4 separate regions of the Mus musculus genome follow, and all the other regions are linked to region 2. Evidence: chromatin loops called from intact Hi-C (ENCODE). Cell type or tissue: left cerebral cortex. All regions are shown on one strand. Region 1 overlaps Gm41980 (a long non-coding RNA gene). Region 2 overlaps Xpr1 (xenotropic and polytropic retrovirus receptor 1). Region 3 holds the start of Gm51649 (a long non-coding RNA gene). Region 4 overlaps Stx6 (syntaxin 6).

Evidence for each region. Hi-C counts contacts between places; a loop is a spot of excess contacts. Peaks named below come from ENCODE experiments on the same cell type or tissue, not always from the same donor. Only the 100,000 strongest peaks of a DNase experiment are listed, where the experiment ranks them.
Region 1: it touches region 2 in a loop (9-fold over the local background); 28 of 42 quality-filtered maps call a loop at or near these places.
Region 3: it touches region 2 in a loop (5-fold over the local background); 8 of 42 quality-filtered maps call a loop at or near these places.
Region 4: it touches region 2 in a loop (2.3-fold over the local background); 2 of 42 quality-filtered maps call a loop at or near these places.

Annotation. Positions count from the first base shown.
Region 1 is chr1:155,022,281-155,030,280 of GRCm38, reverse strand. It overlaps Gm41980 (a long non-coding RNA gene), which reads left to right. Exons shown (of 6, transcript XR_001779499.2): 3 at 533-677; 4 at 1,408-1,463; 5 at 3,449-3,579; 6 at 7,360-8,000. Among named protein-coding and RNA genes, the nearest start is that of Gm41977, 5.1 kb to the right of the region's middle. In left cerebral cortex, CTCF peaks have their summits at 950, 3,018 (motif pointing right) and 4,301 (motif pointing left); DNase peaks (open chromatin) are centred at 2,105, 2,553, 3,530, 4,284 and 4 more places; H3K27ac peaks cover 3,757 bases.
Region 2 is chr1:155,277,381-155,285,380 of GRCm38, reverse strand. It overlaps Xpr1 (xenotropic and polytropic retrovirus receptor 1), which reads left to right. Exons shown (of 15, transcript NM_011273.2): 14 at 1,947-2,168; 15 at 4,311-8,000. The coding sequence ends at 4,371. Among named protein-coding and RNA genes, the nearest start is that of BC034090, 37 kb to the right of the region's middle. In left cerebral cortex, a CTCF peak has its summit at 3,701 (motif pointing right); DNase peaks (open chromatin) are centred at 3,824, 4,437, 4,833 and 5,198; H3K27ac peaks cover 2,987 bases.
Region 3 is chr1:154,782,999-154,790,998 of GRCm38, reverse strand. It overlaps Gm51649 (a long non-coding RNA gene), which reads right to left and starts at 4,014. Exons shown (of 4, transcript XR_003948055.1): 1 at 3,657-4,014; 2 at 2,131-2,258; 3 at 1,782-2,036; 4 at 1-182. It also overlaps a transcript of Cacna1e not described here. In left cerebral cortex, CTCF peaks have their summits at 2,742 (motif pointing left) and 4,565 (motif pointing left); DNase peaks (open chromatin) are centred at 101, 2,317, 2,720 and 4,583; H3K27ac peaks cover 821 bases.
Region 4 is chr1:155,161,301-155,169,300 of GRCm38, reverse strand. The region is part of intron 1 of Stx6 (syntaxin 6); the gene reads right to left. Among named protein-coding and RNA genes, the nearest start is that of Stx6, 6.6 kb to the right of the region's middle. In left cerebral cortex, a CTCF peak has its summit at 3,430 (motif pointing left); DNase peaks (open chromatin) are centred at 1,028, 1,647, 1,990 and 2,948.

The DNA of each region.
Region 1 (8,000 bases), 260 kb after region 2:
GATCCTGGACTGTATGAGAAGGAGAATCAGCTGTGTACAAATAGTTGTTATTCCCTTGCCATCCTGATTTTAATGTGCCCAGCTGCTTCAAGCTCTAGCTGCCCTCACGTCCCTGCCTTGTCGGACTGCACCTTGAACTGTGAGCTCAAATAAACTCTCCCAAGTTGGTTTTTCCAGGCTGTCTTCTCACTGCCACAGAAAAGAAGGCAAGGCAATGTGGCAGGGGCCTGCAGTGTCAGCCCATGCTGGCCGTTGGGCCAGCTCAACCAAAGACAGGGCTCTCGACCCATGATGGGAGAGCAAGTGTGTTGGAAGCTGCAACTGAGGCTGGTGTCCAGCACAAGTCAGGTTTCTTCCTGCTGTCTCTGCATCCCTGGTAATTGTCATTTACCCCTGGGGTCACAGCTGTCTGCCTACTCCATCACCCAGAGCCTTAGGCACTTGGGTTGCCCAGGAAGCAGGGTTGGCACCTGCTATGTACCTGCACAGTGACAACCAATAAAGTCGCTCTGGGGTTTCTGCTTCTTATTAGGATCCCAGGATGGAATGGAGAGGGAAGAGCAAAGACACAAGGCCGCTTCCCCACACTCTCCAGGAGCTCTGAGGGCTTAGATGTGTGGGTGGCGGTGCTACTGGAGGACGTGAAAAGAAGCACAGGAAGGGACACAGAGGCAACGGTAAGAAATAGGTTGGGGTCACTTCTTAAGTATGAAGCTAATTGCTATAGGGGAGCAAGCTTGTGAGTTCATACCTCCTGAGGGGCAGAAAGCCCAGCTCTGGGGCCACAGCAATTGGGAGAAGGGGTGAGATAAGGCTACAGGAGCCCCGAAGCTTCTGCTGAGGAGGCTGGGCTTTACATAACGAGCCACTGGGAGTCACGAACACAGGAAGATGATTCAGCCAACACATGGCGGCACAGGGAGACAATTCTATCTTCCTGTGGCGAGGGGGCGCAGACTCAGGTGTTAGCATTCATAGCAGCCGGAGCGGAGCAAGCCTCCGTAGCTGGGACACCGAACTGCCTGCCGGGGATCAGGAAGGCCGAGGGGCAAAGGTGGCTTGTGGGGAACTGCAGGAACTCTGGCCGAAACGTGGGGGCATCCAGTAAAGATGCGGCTAGGTGTGGGTGGGCAGGAAGAGTTAGGCGTTAGGGGGCTGAGAAGGAGGGGCAGGAGGGACCAGCCGTGGGGGGAGGGCTTTCTAAGTCCGAGGGAGTAGGGTCTAAGAGCAGGCTTTCTCTAGGTCATTCCCACATGCAGGTGAGCCGGGAAGACCAGCTGCTGGTCTTTCCAGTTGTCAGTGGCAGGGGAAGCCCAAGTTTCCATGCAGGGGGATTGCTGGTTCTGCTGACAGGCACCCCGTGCTTCCTGTTTCCTGATTGTAGAGAGAGCTATGTTTTTCCTCCAGGGAAAGAGGAAGTAGTCCCACAGCTGTCCCAGTAGCGGCTTCTGAGGTTCACCAAGGTATGTCCCTGGTTGTCTATTGGGCCTTTGAGTCCCTGTCCAAGATCCCAAGCCCATTGGGCAGTGAAAAAGGTTTTCTTTGTCTTACCAACTTCTAGGCCAGTATTTCCCAACTGTGATTAAAAGGAGCACCACCTAGGGAGTTATAAATAACCCTCGTGCCCAGGCAACAACCAAGACCAATTGAACAGAGTCTGAGGGGGAGAGCGTATTTGAAAGCACCCTGGAAGATTGCAGGGTACAGCCAAGCTTGGCAATCTCAAGTCCAAGTCCATGTTCCCGTAAATGGTGCTATTAACAATGGAGCAGGTGTTCCTGATGTCCTGAAAATGTGGCAAGGCCAGTCCAGGCTTCAGGGAAGGGCTTAGCAGGGGGAAAGGTCATTACCGATGTGAACAGCTTCTTAGTTACAAAATTGTCTACTTCCTCCTTGTCAGACAGCTGTGGACACCTGGACTGGACCCTTGTCCCTGTTCTCTAGGGTTGGGACAATTCCACACACACACCTGTTCTTATCTCTAGAACAGATTCAGGCTATGGTTCGAGTGTGTAGCTCGGACTGTTAAGCTAGCATACGGGAAAGCTGAGTGACTTTAGCCACCTACTCCAGATTTTCTCTCCCCAGGTTGGAGGTTGTGTTCAGGGTACCAGCACGGTCTGGTTCTAATGAGGGCTTGCTCATTTCCTGGCTTGCAGACAGCAGCTTTCTGCTCGTATCTTCAAAAGACAGAGGAAACTCTGGTTTCTCTTCGGAAGGTTAATCCTTCCAGACTCCAGTCTCCTCATGACCTCACTTAGAGTTAATAATCTTCCAAAGGGGTCCATGGAATCAGGGAGAGAGTACGGATGTCTTTCCTCTATACTTGTAGTGTGTGTGTGTGTGTGTGTGTGTGTGTGTGTGTGTGTGTGTGTGTGTGTGTGTGTGTGTACACGAGTCTCATTGGCCGCACAGGCTACCTGAGAGGGAGGAAGTGGGAGGAGTGGGTGGCTGCTCTTCTTGGCTGATCTCTGGAGACCTGCCTGCAGGTCTTGCAGTTGTGCACGCCCACCACACTGCCTGTCACCTCAGATGGATGATCAAGTCATACAGATGCATCCTCAGTACTTCTGGCTCCGCCTCCGTGGGCGGCGCCTCCCTGGCTTAGCAAGTCTGTGCTTTGATATTGAACTGCTTTTCTTTGCTCTGGGTGATTTCTTCATCACTGCCACTCATTAGTGTTCTTTGTTCCCCACAATTCGCTGGGGTTTACATAATGCTACTCGATTTATGTATTTTAATGCACACATTCTCATTTCGTTTCATTCAGGGAACAGGAACGAGGGTCCAGTCCAGGTGCCCACAGCTGTCTGGCAGGGAGGAAATACACAGAAGCAGTTCACACTTGTAATGACCTTTCCTTTGTACTTTTCCTTTTAAATAACTTTTTGTTTTATTTAGGCTGTGCACGGTTTCATAACTTACATCTTTTTAAAAAATCAATAATTATTAGCTATTCCTTTATATCTCTAAGGATCCTGAATATTTTTTCTTTTTTTAAAAAAGACTTATTTATTTTATGTATGTGAGTATACTATTGCTGTTTTCAGACACACCAGAAGAGGGCATCAGATCTCATTACAAATGGTTGTAAGCTGCCATGTGGTTGCTGAGAATTGAACTGAGGACCTCTGGAAGTCAGTCAGTGCTCTTAATCGCTGACCCATGTCTCCAGCCCTATATTTTTTTCATAACATCTATCACTACTTGGCATATTATCCTTCCCACAGTGTGTGTGTGTGTGTATGTGTAAATGTATGCGCCAGTGTGTATGCATGTGTATGTGTGTGTTTGTGAATGTGTATATGTGTGTGAGTGTGTATATGTGTGTGCATAAGTATGTGTATGTGTGAGAGTGTGTATAGTGTGTATGTGTGTATGTATTTGTGGGTAGAACAGATGATGTCACGTGTCTTGCTACATGGCTTTCTACCTTCTTTTGAGACAGGCTCTTTCACTGAACCTAGAGCTCACTGATTCAGCTGGGACAACTAGCAGTGAGCTTTAGGGCGCTGCCTCTCTCCTCCCGAGCCCAGCGCTGAGATTAGACCCCTAAGGCCGTGCCCATCGTTTTTTTAGGTGAGTGGTGGAGATCCAAACCCAGATGCCCTGCTTGCAAGGCAGACTTCCTAACTGGACTCAGTTCCTAACAAGTACTCATTTAGACTTTACTAACGGAACCATCTCAGCTTTGGATTCTAAACTTTAAACTTTTTCGATTTTATCTATTGCTGCTAAGTGTTTGGAGGGGCCTTTGGATCATCAACTTACAGTAAATACTACGGTGCCTGGAAGTCCTGTAATTAGAACTCATTTAGAAGACCATCAAACCTATTATAACAGGGCCTTAGGGGTTTGCTCTTGAAACTGCAGAATACTGATGTCTGTCACTGTTAAAGTTCACCTTGTTCCTCCTCCTCAGTCTAGGAGGGGGCGGGGGTGGAGGTGGGGAGGAAACAGAGGCCAAGGGATTTGCTTCAGGCCCTGCATCTTGTTAGTAGCAGAGCCAGGACGGCAAACCTGATTCCACAGCCTGGGGCTTTGTACTTTTGCTTTTGAACATCCACTTTCTTTCACAGCATGACCTGCCTCTGAGCCTCACAGTTTACAGGCCAGCTCTGGCTGCACTCTGTCCCCGTGGTCTTTCTCTCCCCAGGCATATGGCACATAAGTGGGAAAGGAAAAGATTGGACTTTAATAATTAGATGGTGACAGCTCAGGAGAATCTCTGCATGGGACCAGAGGCCCACAATGGATGAAAACACATTTTATATACGCCACTGCCCTCTAGTGGCCACAATGAATGTCAAGTCTACCAGATGAACAGTGAAGGCAAACATTCAGGCATAGTCTGAACTCTTAGCCCCGCATGGAAACATACACTGGGCCCCATTTAGTTGGTATTCAAGTGCCAAATGAATAACATATAAGCTTATAGAACCCAAATCTATTCTCTGATGCTGATCATCTGAGGAGCACTGCCAAGAGAAATGTAACAGCCACTTAGTAACAAGATTCTCAAACCACATAAACTAGTTACTGTTAGTGCTGTATTCTACTTGACACAAGTTGCCCAAAAAATTATTATTTCAACATTAATCAATAGCTAATATGAAAAAGAAACATATATCTTCTTCTGGTACTGTTTTCTTTCTTTCTTTCTTTCTTTCTTTCTTTCTTTCTTTCTTTCTTCTTCTTCTTCTTCTCCTTCTCCTTCTCCTTCTCCTTCTCCTTCTCCTTCTCCTTCTCCTTCTCCTTCTCCTTCTCCTTCTCCTTCTCCTTCTCCTTCTCCTTCTCCTTCTCCTTCTCCTTCTCCTTCTCCTTCTCCTTCTCCTTCTCCTTCTCCTTCTCCTTCTCCTTCTCCTTCTCCTTCTCCTTCCTCTTCTTCTTCCTCCTCCTCCCACCTCCTCCCTCCCTCCTCCTCCTCCTCTTCATTTTGATATTTTCCAAGACAAGGTTTCTCTTTATAACAGTCCTGGCTGTCCTGAAACTTGCTTTGTAGACCAAGCTGACCTCAGACTCACAGATTATCTATCTGTCCTACCTCTGTCTCTAACCCTAACTCTGCTGGGATTAAAGGCGTGAACCACTATACCCCACTATACCTGGCTTTTTTTTTTGAGATGGGTTTTGTGTGTCCTGGGTCATGTAGCCAAGACTGACCTTAAACTACTGATCTCCTGCCTTTAATTCCTAGTTGCTTGCCTTACAGATGTGTACCACATGCCTGATTTATGGTGCTGGAATTGAATCCAGGGTTTTGTGTTTTCTAGACAAGCATTCTAACAACTGAGTTATAGCCCAGCCCTGGTCCTGAAGTTCTTACCTCTAGCATTGTAAATTCAACATCTCTGTCTCTGTTGGCCTGGCCACACTATGTGTGCCCACTGGCTGAGTGGGTCTTGTGGCTGTTGCACTGGGCAGTGAAGGTGAAGGGCAGCATTTACAAAGTTGGTTCTTGTGATTGCACTGGTAAATGTAGGTCCATGAGGGACAGTTCCACCAGTCTGCAGCAAGATAAGAGAAATAGAAAGAACACTCTTTACGTGTAAATTCAGCATAAGATTAGTGGCTGTCCTTTTGAGGGACCAATGTGATGGCTCTCTGGACATAGTTGCTGTCACTGTTTCTGTTCTTCTCTGAGAGGACGGTCCCAGCAGATGGTAGTTTATTATTGAGTAGCACAGATGTGATCCCCTTCAGGGTTCCCCCTCACCCCCTCCACCTTTGATATCCACCGACTCCTGGGGACTACTGTGCTAAGTGGTTTTTTCTTCCTGCTTAGACAATTGATGCTCACAACTGGGACAGATGCCTGCGTGATGGTTCCTGAGCTGTTCTCTGCATGTCACCTGTATGCCCTCTCTGCTTTACAAAAACAGTGCAAGGAAGTGATTGTGAGCAAGGAGGGGTGACCTTCAATTTGCTCTAAAAACAACCCCAAGGACTAAGCCATTTGCAAAATCCAGTTTGTAGCAATAAAAACAAATGACCACTTGACTGAGCATCTAGATGGTGCTGCTCCTGACTTTAGAGGGTGGTTTCACTATAACATGATTTCTTCCAAGTTCAGAGCAATAGAAGCCACTGCTAAGGGGCAAAGCCTTTAATAACTCCAGCCTCTCTAACAGCCCTGTGTTGGGCTAAGATGTGCAGGGAGAGGAGTCTCCCCTTTGTAGTAATCCTTGTAAGGAACTTGGGCTTGCAGTGGTCTGAATTTCAGTCTGATTTTAGTGTTCTCTTATCTTTAATTAGTATCTCTTTTGTGTCATCTGTTTGCTTTGTGTGTCCCAGCAGGTCACAGTCCTACCATAGGTTCTTAGGCTTGAAATTTCAAAGTCTTAGAACGTGACTTGTGGCCACTCCGTTTATGAATATGGACTTTCAGCTCCGTGGTCTGTAGTCACGAGGGTTCTAATTAGAATTGCATTTTGTTTTTCAAATTCTATGTGACATCTATGCTTGAGTCATAACATGGAAAAGATGTTAGTAGTAGATGGAAATTGTGTAAATCAAATCATTTTTGACTTGTCTCAGATGCCACAGCTTTTGTAGATCGATTGATCCTCCCCGTTTTAAAAATTCAAGCGTTTGATAAGCTGTCTCGCCTGAGGATGAGGTGCCTACATATTAAACATAAGATGCAGCTCCCCTTCCGGATTTAAGCAGCATCTCCACAATTATCCGCTTCGGAAGCAATTACACTAAGTATTAATAAAGGGGCTCCAGCCACAGAACAGCGCCCAAGGGAGGCTCTGACTGGAGTCAGGGCTAATGGCCCGGCAGTTGTTTTAATGGATTTCCAATGAAGTGTGAAGATGACAGACCAACAAGGCCTGAGACTCTATGACAGAGCACAGTTAGCACGGCCGTGGGTACCCCAGCCTCATTTCTGTTTGCATTTCTTTAGTCTTGGTGAACTGATTGCATGAGTATTTACTGATTAATGTATATTTAACAGAACTCATAAAATGTTTGTTGATTCAAGTATCCATAGGAGTCTGACAAAATCAGTCGAGGTGGGGTTAGCATGGTTTCCTATAGTGACAACATTAAGGAAGATGAGGAGCCTGAGTCCAGGGGCTCTAATGGCATAATTTCTGCTCTATACTACTGCAATCCCAGCTCTCTGGCCCTCAGGTCCCAGTCTTCTACACCCTAACCAGTGAAGAACAGAGCTCTGGATAGTTAGCCCTATAGCCTTGTCCTCTGCTGGGATCATGTCTTTTGTGGCTCTGATTGGAACAGCATGCTGGAGAGGAATGTCTAGGAGGAGGTCTCTTCAAATGACAAGCTGTTTCTACCTGTGTATGGTAAAGTAACACAAGAATTCCAATGGCCCCTTCTATGATTCCACAGGGTGTGGCCAGAGTCAAAGGGAAGACAACGGGAGAGGCCTAGAGGATGTTCCGGATGCCGACAGCTGGTACCTGCTGAGGTTCTTGAAGTCATGATTTCTGTTTCTTCCTTGATCAGTTCTAAAGATTCTTCTGCATCATGGGTATTTCATCAAACACCCATAGAGTAGCCAGGATTTGGGGGGACCACAGATAGATGTTCTATCTATCTATCTATCTATCTATCTATCTATCTATCTATCTATCTATCTATGTGTGTCTGTCTGTCTGTCTGTCTGTCTGCCTGCCTGCCTACCCACCCACCTACCTATGTATCTGATGTCTTACTCTGCAGCTCAGGCTGCCCTGGAATTCTATATAGTTTAGGCTTGCCCTTGAATCTGTGTCCATGTCCGTTTCTCAGTCTTCCAAGTGCTGGGATTACAGGCTAGAATCACCACACCCAATTAGAAGCCGATAGTTCTATAGGTTATTCTATAGTTGAGAAAACTATTGAGGAGTCAGTCTCATTGGGGCTGGACAAAGGTGGCACCTGAGCTGGATTTTCTGACCCTGCTGCTCTCTGGGGTACCCTGACGCTGTGTTGCAAAACCTTTCCCGGGGAGATGCTATGTAAGTGTTACAGCTCTGAGGAGAAAGGCT
Region 2 (8,000 bases):
CACTCTGCACCCTTAGCTGTCTCTGCTCTCACTTCTCCCCATTCTTCCTCTCAACTCACGTCTGTGTTCCTAGCCCTGAAAGTGGTTCATGTGTCTATGTGTGTGCATGTGTGAGTGAGTGGAGATCAGAGTAGAAGCCTCAGTACTTAGTTCTCTCCTGCTACCTTCTGGGATCTAGGACCAACCTTGGCTTGTTTCCGTCTACTCAGCACCTCTACCTGCTGAGCCATCTCGCCAACTGTCAAACTAACCCATTCTTTAAATTATCTATAATAGAATTACAGACCAAATACTCTGTGGTACAGGTATAGCTCTGTCACTGCTCTTCACTCTTCACCGCCAGGGTGAAATTCCAGTGTTATCCAATTTCCCGGTAACACAGAAGCATAGGCAGAGAAACTTATCCGTCATCTTTATAGCTAATAAGTGGTGGCGCCATTATGTGAATCTAGTCAGTCTTCTGGAGCTGAAGCCCCTGGATTATGCTGTTCTGGTAACGCTTGCCTTTGGTTCTCTGTGTTTATCTTTTATCTCTCAGCAAAGCACTGGCTTCACTCAGCTTCTCAGAACCATGTTCTCTGTTCTCTCCAGCTTCTCAACTCTGTTACTGATTCTCCTTCCTCTTCCTGTCTGCATGTGTTGGGATGTTGCTCGGCACTCTCGTCTCTTTTAATCATATTCCTAAAGCCCTAACTCTGCCTTGATCTCCAGCGCACTGTGCCCTCTGCCTGCTGAGCCCTCCACAGGGCTATCTAGTGAGTAGGTAGCTGTAGCCTGACAGGACGGATCTGCTTCTTTGGTCCTTGTAATGATGTCACCTTCACTCAGACCACTTGACAGGTTCTGTCAGCTTCATCTTCCTGTGGATCTCTAGTCTCAGCTTCAGGTCACCATCGCTTTCCTGGACTCCTGCTCTACCAAGTTTTCTAACCGGCCTCCCTCTAGGCTTTTTTCCCTGTTCCAGTTGCTTTTCCACGGTAGAGTAATCCATGTAGAACAAATCTTGTTGGTCTCAGACGCTCAGTGTGAGCTGTGGGCTCTTTCTGGTGGTTTATGGGGCCCTGTGTGTATGGCCGGACCTCCTCTCCCTCTCCATCTTACTTCTGCTGTTTTAACCGTGGCTTCCATTCCAGTGCACCAACAGTGTTTTCTTGGTCAGCCTTTTTCCTCCTCGTCCCCCCTACCTAAGACATGTATCTCTAGGAGTCTCCTGTGACTTGCCTCCAGTATCACTCACACTTTTGTTGGATGCTGCCTGTCAAAATCAGTTTCCCTAAGCATTCTTAAGACGGGGACTCTGGGTTGCTTTTCTTTGCGTTCGGTCTGCGGGGCACCTAACAGCTGATTATTTACTTACTTCCCCACTGCCGGGATAGAGGCTGAGACCCACCTGCGTCATTCAGTGCCACTTCCTCATTTTTAATAAGCACTCAACAAATTAATAAACTTACTGGATAAAGAAAAATTATATTCCAAAATCAACTCTTGTTTCCTCCCCCACCTCCCAGTCCTCACACCATCTTTCTCTTTCATTTTATTTATTGTGCGGATGTGCATCAGGGAGCAAAGTCAACTGTCATTCCTCAGATACCTTCCTCCTCTATTTGAGACAGCCTCTCATTGGCCTGGAACTTCACCGGGTAGACTGGGCTAGCTCTAGGGACCTGCATGTCTGTTCCCATCTTGCCACTGTTGGGATCACAAAGTGCCCACTGTGCCTGGCTTCTTACATGTGGTATCTAGACTCAGGTCCTCACACTTATTAGGCAGATGCTTTCCTGACTGAACTATCATGGCTCTAGCTGTCTCTTTGATTTTAATAGTCTTGCCTATAATTGTTTTGTTTTGTTTTCTCCTTAGTGAGCAGGAACTTGAGCCTCCTGGAGGTTTACCAGTAGTAATATATTCAGATCTTAACATGAATGTCTTTACCCCATTTTGTTTAGGCGATTTGTGTGGAACTTCTTCCGTCTGGAGAACGAGCATCTAAATAACTGTGGTGAATTCCGAGCCGTGCGGGACATCTCTGTGGCCCCCCTCAACGCGGATGACCAGACACTACTTGAGCAGATGATGGACCAGGAGGATGGGGTTCGAAACCGCCAGAAGAACCGGTCGTGGAAGTACAATCAGAGCATATCCCTGCGTAGGCCCCGCCTGGCTTCCCAGTACGTAGAGTAGAGCACTCCTGTGTGGCTAGCAGCGGGTAACATTAGCTAAAAAGCTACTAGACTGGACCAGGTGAAGTTGCTGGCATTCAGCCATGCTTCCTCTTCAGACAGTAGTAACAAACCAACCCATGAGGTCAGACTTGTAGTATATCTTCAGGAGCACATGAGACACGCCAGGGTGTCTATCACCTACTGAGTAGGGATGTAAAGGACCACAGGAAAAGTGTGCTGGGAAATGACTTACCTGATTCTTGAGCATGACATGTGTGTGCAGATAACCTTCGAGTTCGTTTAGAAATCCTATCATTTGTGTAACCTTGTCTTTAATTCCTGTTAGCACTCTTCTGTACACTGGGATGTGTATAGTTCAAAGAGAGATTAAGAAGAATCAATTTGCTGGGCAGTGGAGGCACACGCCTTTAATCCCAGCTCTTGGAAGGCAAAGGCAGACAGATTTCTGAGTTCAAGGCCAGAGTTCAATCTGGTCTACAGAGTGAGTCCAGGACAGCCAGGACTACACAGAGAAACCCTGTCTCAAAAAATCAAAAAAAAAAAATTTTAAAGAATCAATTCATTATTTGTGAAATTTACCCAGCATCATCACAGAAAGACTTGAGCAAGCTGAAGCTACCTTATGAAGTCCATAACTAGGATTCTTACCTGCCACTGACTTTGTGTCCCAAAGCTAACAGTAAACATAAAGCATATGGTGACTGCACTCGGTGTTGAGAGAATAGAGAGAGAGACAGCAGAGTAGGTTACGATGAAAAACGTAAGTTGGACATTTTTCTGAAGGTAAGGGAGTGCTTGGACAAGGTAAAGACTGTGCCTGTGGAAATGGAGAGTAGGAAGGAAACACATGTGCTCAGACAGTAGTGAGAAAATGTAATTGGATGGGCTCATCTGAACTGACCCACACCTGTAAGCCCAGCATTTTGACAGTGGAAGCAGGAGGATCATAGCTACACAGCAAGCCCAGGCCAGCCTGGTTTACACTAGATCCTATCTCAAAAACAAACAAATAGCCAAAGACTAAAAACTGCAGGCTTCATCTTGTAGGGAAAGAAAAAGAACAAAACAAAACATGTTCTTCCAAAGAGGAGTGACAGGAAAGGAGACTGTGTCACTGCACAGTGCAGTAGGAAAGGGAAATCGGGACAGTAAAGGCCTGGATCGGGTTGTAAAGTCGGGTACAGGAGCATAGAGGAGATGAGCAGAAGGGGCTACAGTCCGGTGAGTACAGAAGCCCAGGCCTACCAAAGCTTTAGCTAGAGAGTGGGAATTTTCTGGAAAGAAAGTAGAGAAGGAAAAAGCAGAAAAGAGGAGAGTGAGTCTTAGGGCAGAGGAAAGTAGCAGAAGTCACAGTGGGAAATGAGCGGGAAGAGCACTGACTCAGCTGCACTCTGTCCAGGGAGGCACGGCAACCTGGGGTGCAGGAGCGCTGTGGGTAAGAGGGTGCTGAGGAGGTGGCTAGCCTCAAGGCCTGGAGAAAAGGCTGACAGACCAGAGCTCCTCACCGTGAAGGTCTCATAGCTACCAGCAGAGGGCAGTCTAAACATGGTTTCTGATCAAGAGGGAGGCTCTTGGTGCTAGTCTGTTCATTTCAGGGGTTTACAGGGAAACGCTGGGAAACTAGATGGCAGCCAGAGGAAGGCAGTTAGAAGAACAGGCTTAAGGTACAAAGAGTGCAGGGAATCTAAGGTGAGACCTGAGTCTCAGCTCTGACGTCATAGATTCATACAGCCTTAGCACAGCCTTAGCCTCCTGAATGTCAGCCTCCCCATCTGTCAAGTGGGAGTAACAGATCTCCTGTCAGAAACACTGCCTTCACTGTTGAGGCTAACGAGTGTCGGGTTACCCAGTCCCATTTTTATTCGGTACAAGAATCTCTGCACAGCCTCCTAAATCAGCAGCGCTAACAGTTTGACCGAGGCTCCTGGCTATCACTGTACCAGTGCTCAAACTCAGATCCTTGTTTCCGGGTACTGCTCCGTCTTTAATTCAGCCTACTGCTGTTCCTACCTCTCCACTTGCAGTACATAGCTCCTGGGTAGTGTGCGTGCTTGCTAGTGGGAAGAGTGGACCCAGCAGCACTGCATGGGACTGATCATACATGTTCATTTCCTCTGATCACGCTAGATCCAAGGCTCGCGACACTAAGGTATTGATAGAAGACACAGATGACGAAGCTAACACTTGAATTCGCTGAAGTCTAGAGTAACATCCTTGGTTTTCTACTCTACAATCCTTTCCTCGACCAACGCAACCTCCAGCACCTTTTTCCAGCTGAGAACAGGAGAAAACAGAACACGTTCCCGGGCTCTTCAGATCGGGTCCTATGGACTCCGAGCAAGCTCACTGTGTTTCTTTTCTTTTCTTCTGGTTTAATCTTCATTTTCTATTTTTAAAACAAATACTTCATTTTGCCAATCAGAAGATGTTTTAAGGAACAAACACCTACTATCTTACGGATTGTTTACAATCACAAGGATACAGAAGCCCATCAGGATGAAGAGAAGCTTTGGAAGGAACGTCTGATGCACAGCCCAGAGAGCTCAGCTTCGCCGGCCGGTTTTGACTGTCTGAAACCGGACACCGGTTTTTAAATTTTCTGTCAGTTTCTATGGAGAGTTTTTCCCTTCCTTCATAGCCAGTGCAGAGACACTGGCAGCACTTGCAGGGAAAGTGCAGCTTGGAGCAGCACCTCCTCCACAAAGCTACTTTTAATTCGATGTGACTTTTCTCATCTGGGGAGGGCTTCGGGTGGGTGGGGAATATGCTGTATTCGTTACATACAGTTTCTCATTATTTATGAAACTTAACCATAAATGAATGCTACTCCTGTGAAGGGAGGCAGGAGGAACTAAGGCTCACTGGCACTGCGGAGGGTCAACCCCACACACCTCTTTCAGGAAACAACTAGTTGATTTTTTTCCCCTCATTTGTTTTAACTTTAAACCAAAGTTTTATTGCTAAATTTTAAGTTGCTGCTCTAGAGTCCCAAGCATCACTGTCATGACCAGGCAGGCATCCCCCTTGCATCCCAGTGGTGGAAATCCAGAGAAAAGGCTCTGACTGTTGTTTCTCTAGGAACAGGTGCAGGATACAGTCACCCAAATACCAGTCACAAAAATGACGGTTTGCCACGTGCTTCTGCATGTAGAATTGTAATCTTTACCAGTGGAAAGACAGGCCTGTTTCAGGCCCCTCACACTTTATTAGACATTTCCCCTTCTGGTCTCACCTTCTTCAGCCAGAATTTGATCAAATTAAAAGTCTTTTGTGGGGACTGTATTTCTGAGCATCTAGAACAAATCCTTTATATTCATCGACACAAAAGATCTTGGTGGCTATTTTTAAACCCAGCTGTATTAAAAGGTGATGTTGAATTTTACGACACCCCTACCATGGCCTGCTTTTAAATTCGGGGCTTCTAAACCTGGTTGTACTTTTTAAATTATATTTCTTAGAAAATTCAGGATATAAATACCTACTTTATTCTCTATCTCACCCCCTTTCTTCATAAATTCTCTAGAGAAGCCTAAAAACATACAGCGCTTGACTGTCTTGAAAATGGTTGGTTTCATATCTGGTACTCATCAGCTTGTCACTGGGAATCTAGATCGTTGGTAGTAGTGACTGCCCAGCATTCTTGAGACCCTTGATTTTCTCTCCAGCATGGGTCAGGGTAGAGAAACAGCCATTATTCAGTAAAATTAATATAAATACCAGGAAAAGGTAAATAAATGGCCCCACCCTTCAGATCTAGATAAAAGTCCCACGTAGGAGGGCCATGAACGTGTGCCCTTGTCAGATGAACTTTAGACTAAGAAACCGGTGACTAGGGAAACAGCAGTAACACTTACATTGTTTTAAAACTTGGCTACTGCCCCTTAGCTCGTGCTTGTCATTAGCTCCTCCTGCATATCAAACCCTTACTCACTAAAGTTACAGCACTGCTAAAATCCTACTGATTAACTCACCAGCTTCCGTTTACAAAGTTTCTTCCATTTTTATTCTGACAAAGTTCCATTTTTTTCCTCCTTTCTCGATTGAGATTTTTAACAACACCTTGCCCCCATCCCCCACCCCAAAAAAGCTCACTCAATGTTGTAGGTTCTGTTGCTTTTTGTGTTTTGCCAAGCATGTCCCTTGCCCCAAAACTAAAGAGCAAATGTTTATTTAAAGTAAAAACAAAACTATAAATAAATTGTATACTTTATAATAATCAGTGGTAACAATTTAGAGACCCTGGCAGATTAAAGGTTGCATTATTTTTATTTAGATTTTTTTCCCTTACTATTTTGTACTTTAAAGCTGGGGATAGATTTCACTGGTTTCTGAGGTAACAGCAGTAACGATTAGGAATATATAGAAAAGTTCAGTGACCAGTCATTTCTTGTACAAATAAAATCAGTGGTACTGTGTATCCAGAGCCCTGTGAATTGTCAGCTTCTTTCTCTGGTAGTGAGCTGAGTGGCGGCACACACTCCTCACAGTTGACTCCTGATGTTCCAGCTCTCTGATGTCTTTATGTCAGGTAACACAGAGCCAGTTTGGTCTTTCTCCCCCTGCCAGGATCCCAGGCCCTAATCAGTATTATTTCTTTCATAAACAGTAAGTGATGGAGTATATTCCTTTTCTGATATCTGTCCTGTTGACCACTCAGACGTAAGTTTACAAGCTGTGCGGCTTACATGGCAGACGCTCCAACGTGTATTCAGATGCTCTGGCTGCATCCCTTCCCAGCTCTAAAGAGATTTCTCCATCAAAAGACTTTAGGAAACGACATATGCATTAATTATTTTCCTTTGAAAAAGGCAATGTGCATTTTTCTTTCCTCAGTTTCATCTGCCCCAGGCACTGTGAGCAGTGTCCTGCTAATGTGCTCTTGGATAATCCTGTACCCTGAAACTCTCGATGGAACACACCAATGTCATGTCACATAAACCAGAGGTAACACTTATCTGATTGCAGCCTTAGAACTCTTAATTTTAGTTTTATTTGAAAAGGACCCCATTTTTAATAGCGCTTGAAATACCCCCAAAAGAAATGAAAAAGAGACTAAAGTCCACTTTTCACTTTATACTCATGCAGAAAGCAGTGTAGTTGGAAGAGATAGCCGTTTGTTGTTGGCAAATTAGCCTATACCGCAGCTGCCTCGACAGTGGGGTGTTGACATGCCCTCCCACACCGAGGCAGTGGCGGGATCAGCGATGAAGTCAGCCCCATAGTTGGGTGTAATGGCCACGTGCAGGCTTTCTGTCTCCAGCCCCCTGTATTACACTCCTTAAACAGACTGTTTAGATTCAGGGGACACAGTGAGTGCCAGTGGCTCAGCAAGAACCCAGGTGACCTCTTAGAGGAGGCCCTCCCTCCTGGGAGCCATGACTCCCCATGTGCTAGATGAGCTCTCATGGGCGGTGTCTTTCCACCATGCTTCCCTGTTGTCTGAGCAGGTGAACCTAAGGCAAGGCAAGAGCAGAGCTGAGGGAGGCACACTGACAGGGAGTCAGAGTGTAGTTGATGGAGAGGACTGGGTGGGGCTGTGGCAGCAGGAGCAGGGCACTGGTAAATCCTGTGACTCGGGCTGTGACTTCCTGTCACTTGCTTTATTTACGGATAGTTCTTTACTCCCAAATTCAATTTTCCAAGCAGTAACTGCAGAGATTTCTTATTCTAAGAAAAGGGGTTTAGAAATAACACTATCTGTGACATTATATTAAAACCATGGGATTCTCTAGTGATTATACTATTGCGTAAATGTTTTAGGTTGTTGTTTTTTACATAAAAATAAAATTTGCCTCCCTCTCAATAGGAACTTTTTAC
Region 3 (8,000 bases), 490 kb after region 2:
AGAGGGAAGCGGCATGTCCGCCACCACAGTGCTTATCACCGGTATTGTAATTGCCTGTTTACCTGTCTGTTTCCCACTCTGGGCTGTGCACAGAGATGCCTGTCTGCTCTCCACTGCGTCTCTATTGCCCGGCGCCGCCTCTCCATTGCTCAGTGCTGCGTCCCCGTTGCTTGGCACAGTACCTGGCACATGACAGACACAGAATAGATGAAAAGAGAAAATAGAGAGCAATGTCGATTTGTATATTGGGTAACAAAGGCTTGACGAGGCCAAGCGGCTGGCTCTGTGTGACAGAGCCGGGGGTCCACGTCGTATCCCCTGACTGCACAGCTGGTGCTTGCTCCACTAAGGTGTTCTCTCTGCCCCAGTGTCCCCCGCAGGGACCATCAAAACACTGGGTGGATGGCAGGAGTCCAGTTCATCCTTGACTTATTACAAGGTTGCTTGTAGACGTTACTGTTACTTGGGCAGACTGTAAGCCCTGGTGGGATTTAATGCTTACCTCGCAGTCCTGTTGTAAATCTGAGACACTTTTGTTAGACCACATAGAGCAATGTTAATAAGACCCAGGATCGTTCTGGGCTTCCTCTGTGCCTACAGTCTTCATGGGTGGCATCAACTAGGACTCTCTATTTACTCAACTCCTGTGTGTGTGTGTCCGTGTGTGTGTGTGTGTGTGTGTGTGTGTGTGTGTGTGTGTGTCCTGACCCACCCCTCTCCAGCTTACTCCCTTGAGACAGGGTATTTCACTGAGTCTGGAACTAGGCTAGTGGCCAGGAAGCCCTAGTGATCTTCCTGTTCACACCCCTCTGTACCCCCTTTTCACACAGCTCATGGGTTACAGGCATTGTGTACAGCCATGCCCAGGGCTTTTTGTTTGTTTGTTTGTTTGTTTTGTTGATGTTACCGTAAGTGCTGGGGATTTGAACTTAGGTCCTCAAGCTCCTGTAGCAAGCGCTTTTACTTGCTGAGCCACATCCCCAGTCCCCAAACCTTTGATTCTTGTAGCAAAATATTTGGTTGATATCTCTGCACTCTTGTCTCATGTTTAAGATATAACACTATAGGAACAAAACTCCTCACCCCCTTCTGACATGGTTTCACCCCATCATTAGTCCTGGCTCAGGATGCAGTGCCATCTATCCAGTTGCCCAAACCAAATGCTAGATATCACTCATTCCTCCTTTCTCTCTCTTCTGGCCAGGCCACTGTCACCTACACTATCACAATAGCGCTCTAATTGGCCTCTCCCCTTGGATGTTGGTTTCCCGAAAGCAGTGAGTGTATCCATCACAGCGACAGGGCCATTTAGAGTTGATACAGCTCTTCATTACATCAGAGGACAACGTGTCCCCCACCTGCTCTGTGCCATGAGTCTCTCTCAATCTCCGTAGAGAGCGACCTGTTTTCCCTTAGTACTGGTCTGCTTTCACACTCAGACAAAGTCTGTTTATGTTCCTTCCCTGGATTTACTCTTTGTCTAGAATGATTTTTTCCCCTTTAGATCAACTGTATAACCATAACTCTTGTCATTTAGACCTTTGATGCCTCCCCAAAAAAGTTGCCCTCATCATACAGTCTACAAGAGGCCCCTGGCCATTGTGTCCTGTCACCACCGGCAGCTTCCTGCCTCCTTTGACGAGTGTCAGAGCTACGGGGAGAGGCTGTTACTCCCTGGTCACCACCAGGGTCAAAAACAACACCTGCATTTGGTGTGATTGCAAAGGGAAGAATTCTCCATGAAGTGTTGTCGTGGCGAAAATTATGACCTAGGTTCTCACCAGGCTTTTCTGCCGTATTGTCAGGACTAGTCCAGGAAGCTCAGGATAACGGGGACTCTAGCTGTAGAGCAGGCTAGCCCTGTGGAACTCATGGGCTGTAAAGCAAGGCAGGCATAGTGCGAGTTGTCCGGGGACGCTCTTCCTTCCTGCCACTGGCTGATCTTGGCAGACTGTGTCTTGTTTGATGTTCTATTCCAAGCTTCATTCTCCTCCTTTGCTGGATTGCAGATGAGTGCAGGGGTGTGTTTAAACAGCCTCGGAGGGAGGGAAACTATATGTAACAACTGCTCTACTGCTTGGCCCTTTCCCCGAGGTGCCATGTTCCTCACCCCCAAGGCCCATTACTTACCATTACCATCTGCCTGGGGCTTCTGAGGGAGGTGAAGCAGAGGCTGGCTCCGCTAGGGTTGGGGATCTGCTGCAGACACAGTGGATCTCAGCAGCCTGTGGGTGGGTAGGTGTGGAAACACACAGTTCCTGGCACAAGACAGCAGTGAGCACGCATGAACATTTAGCATCAACATCGTCCTGACCAGACAGGTGAAGAAGATGGGGATGCTAGGAGGCTGGTGCTTTGCAGGAACCACTCCTCCACGTGCAGGATCATGTGGTGAGCAATGCACCACTCCTGAATTCCCACTCTTGTCTCATCTTCATCTGCTCTGCTGTACTGGTGTGTGTGTGTGTGTGTGTGTGTGTGTGTATGTGTGTGTGTGTGTGTGTGTGGTGTTCCAATGAGGATGGGACAGCCAGATTGGGAGGAAGGACAATTGGACGTTCAAATAGCATCCTCCCAATCATTTACATTGTACTCAACAGTACTACAAATTCTGTAGGAGGCAGATATCTCTGCCTTAGGGCGTTCTGGCTGAATTTTAAAGGCTATTAAGCCATGTTCCCTCTGGCCCTCTTGAGAAGCGGCGGACCCCACACAGATCTAGAGGCACGTGCTGCCACCTGCTGGCAAAGTTGGGCACAACTTGGCTTAGTGCTTTGAATAATAGTGTCCATGGAAATCATTGCAGGAGAAAAATTTATTTAGTTGACTAAAAATTCTTTTGTTTAATGATCTGATATTTTAGCTCCATTTCAAATTATGTCCTTTTGGAGGCTAGGCAGTCTGAAGGTCATGTTAGTCCTTACTAACCCTATTGCTACCTTCAGCTTCGTTCTATCATTTGTACGACAGCTGGCCCTGAAGCTCCTGAATTTCCAGTCCAGTAAGGTCCGACTCCCCTAGCTCAGAGATTACATATTTTGGACTCTTAGAGTTTCAGTATAACATGCCTGCAGAACAGGACACATGCCTTCAACATGTCAGCACTGTTATCATCAGATAGCAACACATTTGAGAGCCAGCAGCTAAGAGACCTGCAGCATACGTCCTGCTTCCTTGGGGTTCTGAGCAGAACAGGAAGTCACAGAGAAGCCAGGGGAACAGCCTCCCCACCCCCATCTCCCCGCCCCCGGAGCCAACACAATCTGACAAGTCCTAGGGATTTGCTTTGATATGGGCCCCTTGCGGATGGAAAGTTGGTATAGTGCAGTCCCCAGGACCCGAGTTAGATCCCCACACTCAGACAAATGCCACGCATGTGTGCCTAGGACCTTAGAGCTGGGCAGACAGAAGCAGGCAGATTTCCAAGGCTCACTCAACAGCTGGCTTTAACCTTGGGTTTTGTGAGAGACCTTACTTTAAATATAAGGAAGGGAAGCATACATGCTAACCTCTGGTCTCCACATGAAAACACATGTATGTGCATCCATGCATCTGTGCACTCACACATGAACATTCACACACACACACACACACACACACACACACACACACACACACACGCACACACAGGCCCTTTGGGCAGCTTCAGCACCTACCCTTCGATTTCTTTACTTGTTCTGGAAAGCTTCAAAACAAGGGTCCAGCTGTACAACTGGTCTTCAATGACTTCTGTTTTTCTTAGTGTTTCTACCTTTATATCTTCCACAGTTCTAGAAACTTCCCTCTGGGGCAGAGAGAGAAAAAGAACTGGGTGTTGCCTGAAGCAATGCAGCTTTGACTCACAGCTGTGGATCTGTCCTTAGACCCCCCACTGGGGGCTAAAGAAGGCTCCTGCTTTGCTAGAAGTACAAGGAACACATGCTTCAGGAACAGTGACTGACAGACAGTGTCAGCATTCAGGAAGCTGAGGTGGAAGATCTCGGGTTTGAGACTAGTCTGGCCTACATAGTATAAACACAGAGGGGGAAGGGGAAGGGGAGGGGGAGGGGGAGGGGAGAAGGAGGGGGAGAGGGAGAGATGGAGAGGGAGAGGGGGAGGGAGGGGGAGGGAGAGAGAGGGAGGGAGAGAAGGAGAGAGGGAGAGAGGGGGAGGTGGGTGGGGAGGGAGGGGGAGGGGGAGAGAGGGAGGGAGAGGAGAGAGGGAGAAGGGGGAGGTGGAGGGGGAAGTGGAAGGGGGAGGGGAGGAGGGAGAGAGGGAGAGAGGGAGAGAGGGAGAGAGAGGGAGAAGAAACACCCACCTCCCGCCTCAAAGCAGTAGGAAGTTCAAGGCAGTAGGAAGCTAGCCTTCCTGCTTCCCCTGAAGCCATCAGCTGCTCTGGGGTGGGGGTAGAGGTGGAGGTGCATAGGTGTCTCTGCCTTTTCTTGAACACTATGCCAGCACTAGATCTGTTGCACAGTCATCTTTATGGGGGGAAAAAAAGAGTATTGAAAACCACATCATGCTAGTAGTAAAAAGGGAAAGTAACTCTATGCTGCCCTCCAGTGGTTTTTGTCTGTTCATTGCAGTCATAGTCTGGGAAGCTGCACATTGTTACAGAGAACTAGCGCATCCTAGAGGCCATTCATCGAATGACAGGCCAGGAAGCAGAAACTAAAACCTTGGCAGAGAGGGTGAGCAGGGCCAGAGGTATCGCTCTAATCCCAGGCATCCCCGCCACCCTAGCCTGCACTGGCTTTTCATCCTGCTTCTGAAAGAGCCCACCGGGGTACCTTGGCTGCACGTGAGTCAAGGCAAAGATGAAGGACATCTTCCCTTGGATGTGATAGGATGCCCGGAGACAGAGTAGAAACAGTGCTGAGGAGGTGAACATAATCGAGGGAATCTGTGGTGGGCATTAGAGCTGAAAACATCGTTGAAAACAGATGCTTATGTAACAGGGTCGATGCCCACGCAGCCCCAGCACCTAGCTGCACGAGACCGTTGATACCACCGTCTCATAACTTCATCTGAGAAGCTGAGGTGCAGCCACGTGCCAGCTTCCTGACTTGGAGCCCTTTCCTCTTAACACTGCACATCCCTCTGCTGGCCATTCCTAGGCCTTGCTCTCTTTTATCTGCCCCCACCCCGGCCCACCACTTTTCTCTTGTCCTGAAGTAGAGAAGGGACGAATGTGGGTGGAGTTTGCCTCCTTCCTCCCCTTCCCCTCTCGTCCAGAGCCCCTTGCTTGCAGATCCTTTGCAGCGATGCCCACATACACCGCCCAGCTTCATCATGTTCGCCCTGTGCCCTAAGACACCGCCTCATTACCTGCGGGTGTTAGTTGCAGAAGCCCCCATCCTCCCCAGACTTAGAGCAGGGGGAGGTTCTGTGTTTAGAGCAGGTCAGAGCTGTGGCTAGTTAACGAAAGAAAGCATACGTGGGTCAGCGGAGTGTGTCGCTGATGTAATGAACGTGCTGGGTCCACTCCAGCTTTGTGCCGTAGCCCTTGATCTCATCCTTCCCAGGGTACCATCTACACAACAGTTGTCCTTCCCCGTCTCCAATGACTAAGCTGCCTAGAGCTTGTTCCTTCTTTCCTTCACCCCCGTTCTGTCTTCTCTGTCACGGAAGTGAAATCAAACTATGCTTGGAAGTTTACAATTTGCTTTTTAAAAATTTTTTAAATTTACTTAAAAATATTAGTATAAGATGGTCCCCTTTCTCTGGCTGTTTCTAGAAAGATGGTTCTTAGCGTCTCTATAAGGCAATACGTATAACTGCTGTGATCTCAAGTTCAGTGATGGGGGGATCTGCCAAGGAAAACCCGTGGCACGTGCTGCTATGCCTGCACTTCCATTTCTGCAGGCTGAGTCCGTGGGAGCCGCCTGTGGAAGGGCCTTTCCCGCGTTGTGCCCTCACTCCCCCACCTCCTGGCTGCTGCTGCTTCATAGCGCCCCTCCCCTGCATCTCAGCCTCACATTGAAATGTGAACTTTCGCCGTCCGTGTTATCTCTCAGGTCCCACAGGAAAGGCGGAATGAATTAATAATACACCAGCAGGAAACAGAGAGATGGAGCTATTAGTTGTCAGTCAGTGTTCCTAACCTCTCAGGGCCACTAATTAGCTCACTGGCAGAGTTGGTTTCATCCCCAGCCAGGGCTGTACTTTTGGGCATGCCTGAAGCTCAGCTTGTGGTATCCGGCACAGAGGGGCAGCCCTGGGACTCCTGGATGGATGGGGCGTGTTTGCTGAATTTAAAAGCGTCCATAGGGAACCTTGGTGCCTCCTAGGGATGGAAGGATGATCTGGGGTGGGGGCAGGGTGGGAGCGGTGGTATCTGGGCGGAGTTGGGTGGTGTGTATGCTGTTCTTGGGCCCTGGTAGCTGGCTCGTGGTTCTGGTTCCTGCCACAGGTGAGTTCCTCTTGCCAAGCTGTGTTGTGCATAGCTGTCTGAAAGCAACATACTGCTTTCTAACTACGGGTTCTCCCAATTGGAGAGTCTTTACACGTAGACTTTCAGAGGGGGAACATGGCAGTGCCAGGCTTATAGAAAGGGGATCTTAAATTGTTTCTTTAAGAAGTTGTACAGATTTGGCCTTTACCCTCCTCTGTGCTCTGATGTGCAAATTAGAGGCATCCGTCATTCCTCTGCAGCTAGGGCCATTGCTTAAGAGCACATGGGATAGTTATCTATTCTTCAGTCCTGCCTATGTTCCTTACAAGCTGGGCAGCTTGGTGTCTTTGTTACACAAAATTAAGAATCATTTACTACGGAGGTGCACTCTAATCTGGTGACATCCACCTTTGTCAAGCTTCCAGATAAAGTGGTTGGGATTCTTGAAGCTTCGTTGGTCTCTCTCTCTCTCTCTCTCTCTCTCTCTCTCTCTGAGAGACCAAGTCTCTTATATCCCAGGCTTGTCTCAGACTTGCTATGTAGCTGAGGATACCCTTGAACTACCGATTCTTTTGTCTCCACCTCCCTGCGCGGTGGAGTTACAGGCACACACCATCTGGTCTCTGTGCTCTGTGCTGGAGCTCAAACCCAGGGCTTTGTGCATATTAGGCAAGCACTACCAACTGAGGTGCACCCCACCACACCTTTCTGTTACTAAGTCCCCCCTTCCCCTTCCTGCCTTATATGCATCCACTTTGGGGGTTGTATGATCAAAGAGCCATTCACTTCTCTTCCCATGTGGAGCTTCTGACCTCTCTGCTGGCCCTGGATTAGCCAAGGATGGGTTCTGTCAGGCACCTCCTCTCTTCTTCTGTGCAGAGGGCACTTGGCTTCACTTTTTTCCTACTTTACTCCTGGCCTGGTGCCATGCTACTCCAGTGAGGTGAGTCTGCTTGCTGCAGACTGGCTTCGGGAGAACAAAGTGAGGCAGGGCTAATGTTCAGTTTTACTGGAGTTACTTTTGGAGTCAAATCTGGGCTAACAGAAAGGGGAGGAGAGGCTGGGACCAAACAATAAGCAAAGCTGGGCTGTGGTACTCAGGTGTCTTCATGGGTAAGAGGAAGGTTTTAGAGCTTCTGTGTGGTCTGAGTTGTTCCAAGTTGTCCCGAGAACAAAGAAACTAGGCTTCTAGACCCTAATATAGACTCCTCCAGAAGGTGTCATGACTTTGCTGGCACCTAGAGAGGATACATTACCTGTAGGTTGCATGCTAACATCCCCAGAAGCTGGTGGGGGTCAAGAATACCCCAGCCTAGAGGGGAGATAGTGGTACATCCCAGCACCCACTTAGAAGATGTTGGCTTATAGGTCCTGAGCCTGGAAGTGAGGTGGGTGGAGCCTCGCCTCTGTTCAGTGCGAAGTTCTACAGCTGTGGCTTATTTAGTTGGGACACCAGAACCATTGGGGACACTAGGCAGCAACATGTCCCCACCACGTCTGCTGGATCTGTCCTTCTCTGTCTCAACCTCAAATCATACCTCTGTGAAAATGACTGGAACCTTTCAATAGACTGTTCCCCACTTTAGCCAGCGGGGACCATCTGCTCAGCTTGCCCACCCCAGCTAAA
Region 4 (8,000 bases), 120 kb after region 2:
TCTTCTTTCCTGATTAAGAAATGAATGTACCTTCTCAGAAAACAGGAAAAGCCAGCTAAACTTTCCAAACAAGACTTTTACTGTCTTCAGACAACAGTTGATAGCAACAAGACTAAGCTTTGGAAGCTGGCTCAACAACGATCCATTGGTATTGACTGTAAAGCCTCCTCCATGCGAGTTTCCAATTTGTCATGGCGTAGTAAAAGGCTCACCATCCCAAACAATCTAGGTTGGGAGGGCTACATTTCCAAATGTTACCCCTCCATAAAACATCACAAAGGTTTTTGTTTTTTGTTTTTTTTACTTATATTTAATTAACTTTGCTAAATATATGCCTGCAATAGTGGTACATGCTTTTAATCCCAGCCCATAGAAGACAGAGGCTAGTAGATGTGTGCGTCTGAGGCCAGCCTGATCTATTGAGATCCTGCCTCAAAAGAAAAAAAAAAAAAGAGTTTGCCAAATACAGAAGTAAATGAGGACTATCTCAGCTAACAGCAAGTGTAAACTTTGGATAGGGTTTAAGTGTGTCTTAAGGGTTCATGCATGCCGGTGGTTTGGCCTCAGCATAGCAGTATTGAAAGCTTTAAGAGGCAGGTCCCAGCAGAAGGTGAGTAGATCTTTGGCAGTCCTTGTGGGACCCCAGGTAGTTCCTGAAAAGAGAAGCTACTACAAAAGACAGAGCTTGACCCCTCTTCCTTGCCTCCATGGCATATGTCCCTCCCATAAGTGACTGCATCAAGGTGTGATACAGCTCAGGGCCTTTCTCTATAGGACCCAGCCTTGAACTCTCCAAGAGCTGAGTAAATCTCTTCTCTTTATAAGTACCCAGCCTTGTTACTGCGTTGGATCAACAGAGAAGACTTGGTTTCTTAGTAGCTGCTATGTGCCTGTGTTAACAAGCTGTGGGACTGCAGTTCCAGCTTCCCTTTGGGTTCTGCCTTTCTTCTCTGACAATGCAGACAAACTGAGTTGGCATCTGTTCCTGTGCTGTGCAACAACTACTCCCCGGCTTGTTGTAACACAGTGTTTGCAGTGCTCACAGACTCTGTGGATGAGTGATCAGACACAACAGGGATGACCTGCCCCAGGTCCACACTGTTCCAGGTCTGAGCTGAAGAACGTTAAGAACAGGGGTTCTCCAGTCACTTCTCCAGGGCTCTCTGGAGGTATACCCCCATCCCTCTGGGGGAGTGACTTAAGTGTGGCTGACTTCCTACCCAGTCAGATGATGCATCCTAAGTGAGTGTCCTAAGAGAAGATGACGTAGGAGAGAGCTGTGATAGTTGAGGGACCTTAGGGGTCAAAGGTCACCACTTCATTCTGTTCATCAAGACAGTGACACAAGTCTACACAGGTGTGACACAAAGGAACACAGACTTCTGACTGACAGAAATGAGCACCTACTTCCCAACATAAGAAGCAAATGAAACAGTGCCTACACTGGGGCGGCCTGTGTCTGGGGCAGCAACCATCCTGTAAGTCTCCTTATGGAGAAGCTTCTGGTTTGAAAACATACAACATACATAACATACATAAAGTCAGATAGTTTCTGAATCAGAGCTGCAACCTCAAAAACCCAGGCTGCAAGCTATACAAGCCTCAGCAACCACTTTCCTCAGCCACCTCCCACGCTCCTCAAGCTAGCTCCTGCCCTGCACCCTACACTCCACTCCACTGCCAACCTCGGGGGAGAAAAGCTCTTGCCACACACACTTTTTGCATTTAAGGGAAAATCAAAACACTCTTCACTTAGCTCTACTACCAACCAAATTCAGGGGAGAAAAGGGCTCTTCTTAACTACCAACAGTTTTATATGTGTGTGTGTGTGTGTGTGTGTGTGTGTGTGTGTGTGTGTGTGTGTGTGTGTGTGTGTGTTTGTGTGTGTGTGTATCTATCTATCTCCCTAATTCACTGTCATACATTCGTTACTTGTGCATTACTATGACCAAATTAGAGAGAACAAGCAAGGAAAGACTCGGCTGGGCATGGTGGCGCACGCTTTTAATCCCAGCACTCAGGAGGCAGAGGTAGGCGGATTTCTGAGTTTGAGGCCAGCCTGGTCTACCAAGTGAGTTCCAGGACAGCCAGGGCTACACAGAGAAACCCTGTCTCAAACCACCACCCCCAAAAAAAAGAAAAGAAAGGAAAGACTGATTTCTGCCATAGGGTTTCAGAAGGGTTCAATCCATGCTTGGGCAGAACATGGTGTCAGTGGGAGAATGTGGAAGAGGAGAGGTGTTCATTCATGGCAGGCAATAGCAGAGAAAGTGAGACAGGAAGGGCCAGGGACAGGATACCCCCAGGGACAAAAAGATGGGCAGACAGAAACACAGACACACACACAGACAGGCAGGCAGGCATGCGCGCATGCACACACACACACACACACATACACACACACACACACACAGAGCGACTTACTTCTTCCAGCTTTTGAGAGCTCCCAAACAGCACCAGCAGCTGCCCCCTTCAAACCCAAGGCACAGCACGCTGCTCCCACAATGCCCTGTGCTAGTCCTCACAGCACTAACCCTGCAGGCCAGGTCAGCTCAGGAGTGAGTCTGACTTGACCTGACTGTCACTACACCTGACTCGAGACACTTGTTTTCTTGACATGGTTCTTGTTCCTGTGACCTGTGCTTTCTAGTGTACACTGACTTTCTTTCCCACTTGATCCCGTATTCATTCCTCAGAGTCCTCTTACAACTTTTGGGTACTCACCAGCATTCAGGGGTTCAGAGCACCTCTTTAAAGCTGCTCAGTCTCCAACTGTCTTTCCAACTCCAGCCCCTTATCCAGGGTTACCCCTTCCTCATTGACCACCTCCAGGGCATTACTATTGCTAAAACCAAAGATTGTAGCATCTCCTACAAGAAAAGCAGGCATTCAAACAAGCAAGCAAAGGCAGACTAAAAAGAAAGCCTGCCTCCTCCTCTCTCTAACTCCTACCGAAGCCAACAGTGCCACCACTTCCCAAGCTTGAAGACTTAACCTAAGTGTGAGTCACTGCCTCCTCCTTTACTTCTTAACCTGCACAGCCTCCACTAAGTCAACCACTGAGATTTTAGATCTCAAGGAAGTTCCAGGATAACCCAGCCTTAAACCACCCAACAGCTAAAGAGATCCAGAGCTCAGACATTTTGGCTGCTTGCCTCAAGTTTATTTGACCTTGAAGATGAAAAGTATTCTACCACCAAGACCTATTTAATCTCAGTTCTGAAAGCTTCCAGAAAGCTTCTGCTTTCCTTATAGATCTATAATGTCTGTGTTTAAGGCCTTGAAAACGTGATTTTTGGGGATGGAAAGATGGCTCAGAGGTTAGGGCACTGGCTGTTCTTCGAAAGGTCCCGAGTTCAATTCCCAGCAACCACATGATGGTTATGAAACCATCTATAATGAGACCTGGTGCCCTCTTCTGGTGTGTAGTCATATGTGCAGATGGAACACTAAACAAATAAGTAAATTTTTAAAAAGTGATTTTAAATTAGTGAACTGTAACTTCTCTTAAAAAACAACAAACAAAAACCACAAAACCACCTACTGGTGGCTGGAGAGAGGGCTCAGAAGTTAAGAGCACTTGTTCTTGCAGAGAAACTGGGTTCAATCCCCAGTATCTACATGGTGACTCACAACTGTACATTAGTCTAGTTCTAAAGGATACGATGTTCTCTTCTGACTTCCATGGGAACCAAACATTCATGGGAGCACAACACTTATATACATAAAATAAAATAAGTTAGTCTTAGCCTCACCCCCCAAGTTTCCTTGACTCAATGAGGGAGAATAGCAAAAACAAAACAATAGCAAAAAAAAACAAAAAAACAAAAAACCACCTCCTAAGCAAGATACGGTTCATGTGTGCATGTGATCCCAGCCCTTGGGAGGCAGAGGTCAGAGGACTGCCATGTTTCTGAGGTCAGCCTGGGCTGCATATTGGATTCCAGGCCATCTTGAGCAATATGGTGAAACTCTGTCTCAAAAGCAACCACACAAACAACCAAGCAAAGGTCCGAAAGATGGATGGCTCAGTCAGTGATGACTCTGCCTTCCTGTGAATATGGTGGAAGAGGAGAACTCCCACAATCTGACTTCCAAACATTCAGTGTGCTGTGCCCCACCATGTGTACAAAGTAAATACAGATTTAATTTAGAAAATTAAGTACAAAAAACCCATAGGATTATGGCCTTAGTGGTATAGTCTTCTTAGTTGACCTAAGTACACGTGTGACATCTGACAGTTGACAACAATGTTCTAAGAAGGCACCTCTCAGATTATAGCCCAAACACCAAGCAACACGTAACTGTACTGACACATCCCAATATGCTAAATTTTATGGTTTTCTTGATGTCTTGTTTCAGTAGAGACTGCAAATTCAAAAAAGCTAATTCTGAAAGCTTGTGTAACACGGGGGAAGGAGGGCTAAAGAACCAAAAACTGACTGAATTAACTCATCAAATCCTGAGTGAGCTCCTACCCTGCATTTTCACATCCAAAAATTAGTATTGAATCTATGCACCAGCAAAGGATTAATAGAACAGGCTTCTTAAAGTACCCAGGCACATCCTAGGGACAGTCTGGCAATACTCATGAAAAGCTCTGTTGTGCATGTGCGCCGAATCAGCTATTATGCTACAGGAACACCGTCCGTGAAAACAACCTAAATCAGCAACAGGCCTGGGGTAAGTAGGTTTCAGAGTGAAAAACTACAGATGTAAGTTACTTAGAAACTGCTTTTGCTGAAGACAAAACCAAAACCACTGACGGTTCTTCTGGGTCTGCAAGGGACAACAGGCCTCCTGTACAGGACAGACTACCCAAGGCTGAAAACAGTCATCTGCACCCTAGAGCAGATCAGCTAGTAGGAACTAGATTAGTCCTCTCCTGCAATGTCAAAGACAGTCATTACCAGATGGGAGGCAGAGCAGACCACCACCTTTGCAGGACCATCTGCTGATCTTTGCACACTTAAAACAGTATTTCACAAAGGCCTTCTTTTTAATTTCCTTCACACAGACACAGCCTGCACCGTAGCCAAACCAATATTCCTAAATCCCTAATTTCCCTTCCTTCCCAGTTTCCAAAGTCTCTAAAGTCATCAAGATGGGGTATTCCTTGGGTTAACATGAGTTGACTATGTTCTACCTGGACTCAGTGAAATTAGGTTGTTTAAATGTGGAGCCTGCAGCTGTTGGCTGTGCAACCCCTCAGCTCCTTCTCTTTGACATGAAACAAAATTTCCCATTATCTGGTCTGTCTTTTCAAGGTGACAATTCATATAAAGTGTTCCTGGCTCAAGAGATGTAGCCTTTAAATACTAGCTGTTCTGTCTCAACAAACTTTCTACTCCATTTGTCTGCATACATCCATAATTTTTAAACACACAGTGCCCCCTGCCAGGGGCCTGTGCTGATGGTGTCGCCTTCTATGAAGCAGCCTACCTACTCTACCACCACCACCAGTAAAGACTGTGTGCTAGAATTTATGCTGTGCATTTAAGATACTAGACCGGAAATGCAGATAAAAGGTCACAGTTAATAAGATGGGGCAAGGAAGCAGCACAATATAGAATGAGAGGCACCAGTGAAGCCCTTCCTGAGGCAGTGGAGTGCTCACAGTGACTCATGGAAGCTCAACGTGTGAACAGGCAGAAGTAAGAGCCTAGTGTAGCAGGCACAGACTGGACTGAATGCTGGAGCACTGAACCAAAAGGGAGCCCAGGGAGTGTGTGCTCCACCAAGTGGTGTTCTGGAGATGGCTAACGAGGCAGGGGGTAACCCTGGATAAGGGGGTAACCCTGGATAAGGGGGTAGCCCTGGATAAGGGGCTGGGGTTGGAAAGACAGTTAGAGACTGAGCAGCTTTAAAGAGGTGCTCTGAACCCCTGAATGCTGGTGAGTACCCAAAAGTTGTAAGAGGACTCTGAGGAGTGAATATGGGATCAAGTGGGAAAGAAAGTCAGTGTACACTAGAAAGCACAGGTCACAGGAACAAGAGCCATGTCAAGAAAACAAGTGTCTCGAATCAGGTGTAGTGACAGTCAGGTCAAGTCAGACTCACTCCTGAGCTGACCTGGCCTGCAGAGTCAGTGCTGTGAGGACTAGCACGGGGCATTGTGGGAGCAGCGTGCTGTGCCTTCGGTTTGAAGGGGGCAGCTGCTGGTGCTGTTTGGGAGCTCTCAAAAGCTGGAAGAAGTAAGTCACTGTGTGTCTGTCTGTCTGTCTGCCCATCTGTCTGTCCCTGGGGGTATCCTGTCCCTGGCCCTTCCTGTCTCACTCTCTCTGCTATTGCTTGCCATGAATGAACACCTCCCCTCTTCCACACTCTCCCACTGACACCATGTTCTGCCCAAGCATGGATTGAACCCTTCTGAAACCCTATGGCAGAAATCAGTCTTTCCTCTCTTATTCTCTCTAGTAATTTGGTCATAGTAATGTAGAAGTAACGAATATTATGACAGTGAGTTAGGGTCAAAAATGTATAAAACTGTTGGTAATTAAAAACAGATTTTTTTCTAAATTCAGCTGAATTCAGGTTGACAGTAACATCATCAAGGAGTGTTTTGGTTTTGCATTTTGATTCTGCAGCAGGTAGCCATTAACTGACACTAAGTAGGCTACACCTGTTTAGACCTTGAAGGGCCATACTGTGCTGTCAATATTAAATTCACATGTAACTATTCAGGTACAACTAAGAACTTTGAAAGCATTGTCACTGAGTAACTAGTATTTAATTAATTTAAAAACTAATATGCAATTTGTTTGCCAAAAAAGTGGTATTCATGTTTGAAGCAAGTAGGGCATGTGAATTTCTTATTTCTTCTTCTTCTTCTTCTTCTTCTTCTTCTTCTTCTTCTTCTTCTTCTTCTTCTTCTTCTTCTTCTTCTTCCTCCTCCTCCTCCTCCTCCTCCTCCTCTTCCTCCTCTTCCTCCTCCTCCTCCTCTTCCTCTTCCTCTTGTTTGAGGTAGGATCTCAAGTAGCTCAGGCTAACCTCAAATTCATTATGAGGCTAGCTAGCTTCTGAACATCTGTTCATTCTGCCGCTGACTCCCAGGTGCTGGTATTACAAATGTACCCTATCACCCCAGATTCTGAATATATCTTTTGGATTGTAAGTTTAATGAATTCTAAATATAGGACAATATATTCAAAGTTTTAACATCCAAATTGAAATGAGATAGAAGTTTAAAATAACAAATTTTGAAAACTTTATACAAATAATGTTTAATTGCATGTTGAAGCCAAGTGCATGCCTATAATGTCAACACTCAGGAGGCTGAGGAATGAATACCAAGTTTAAGGCTACCCTGCACTACACTGCATATACCAAGCCAGCAAGTTCTACACAACAAGACCCTAGCTCAAAAACAAAACAGACAAACAGCAAAACCCACAGCAGTAATAATATTTTCAAATCTACTAACAGATGTTAAATTATTTTTACTTCTTTTTTAATGTAAGTAGTAGAAAATGTAAAATGATGCATGCTCATAATTCTAGCAATCAAAGGGCAGAGGCACGCTCAGAAGATCAAGGCTGGATTGGAATACAAGAGACTTGGCCACCAAAAAAACAAAAAAGTAAGAACAAAAAGAGAAGAAAGTGGAATTTGCTTTATATTTCTGCTCAACAGAAATTGGTTGGTTGGTTCAGTTTTTTGTTTGTTTGGTTTTTTGGTTTTGGTTTTTGCATGTTTGGTTAGTTTGTTTGTTTTGAGACAGTTTCTCCATGTAGTTCTGGCTGTCCTGGAGCATTTTGTAGACCAGGCTGGCTTCAAATTCAAGAGATCTGCCTACCTCTGCCTCTGGAGTGATGGGATTAAAGACCTGTGTCACCACCTCCCGCTTCCACTGAGTAGTTTTAAGCAAACACATCAAAAGACAGAAGAGCCGGGCAGTGGTGGTGCACACCTTTAATCCCAGCACTCAGGAGGCAGAGGCAGGCGGATTTCTGAGTTCGAGGACAGCCTGGTCTACAGAGTGAGTTCCAGGACAGCCAGGG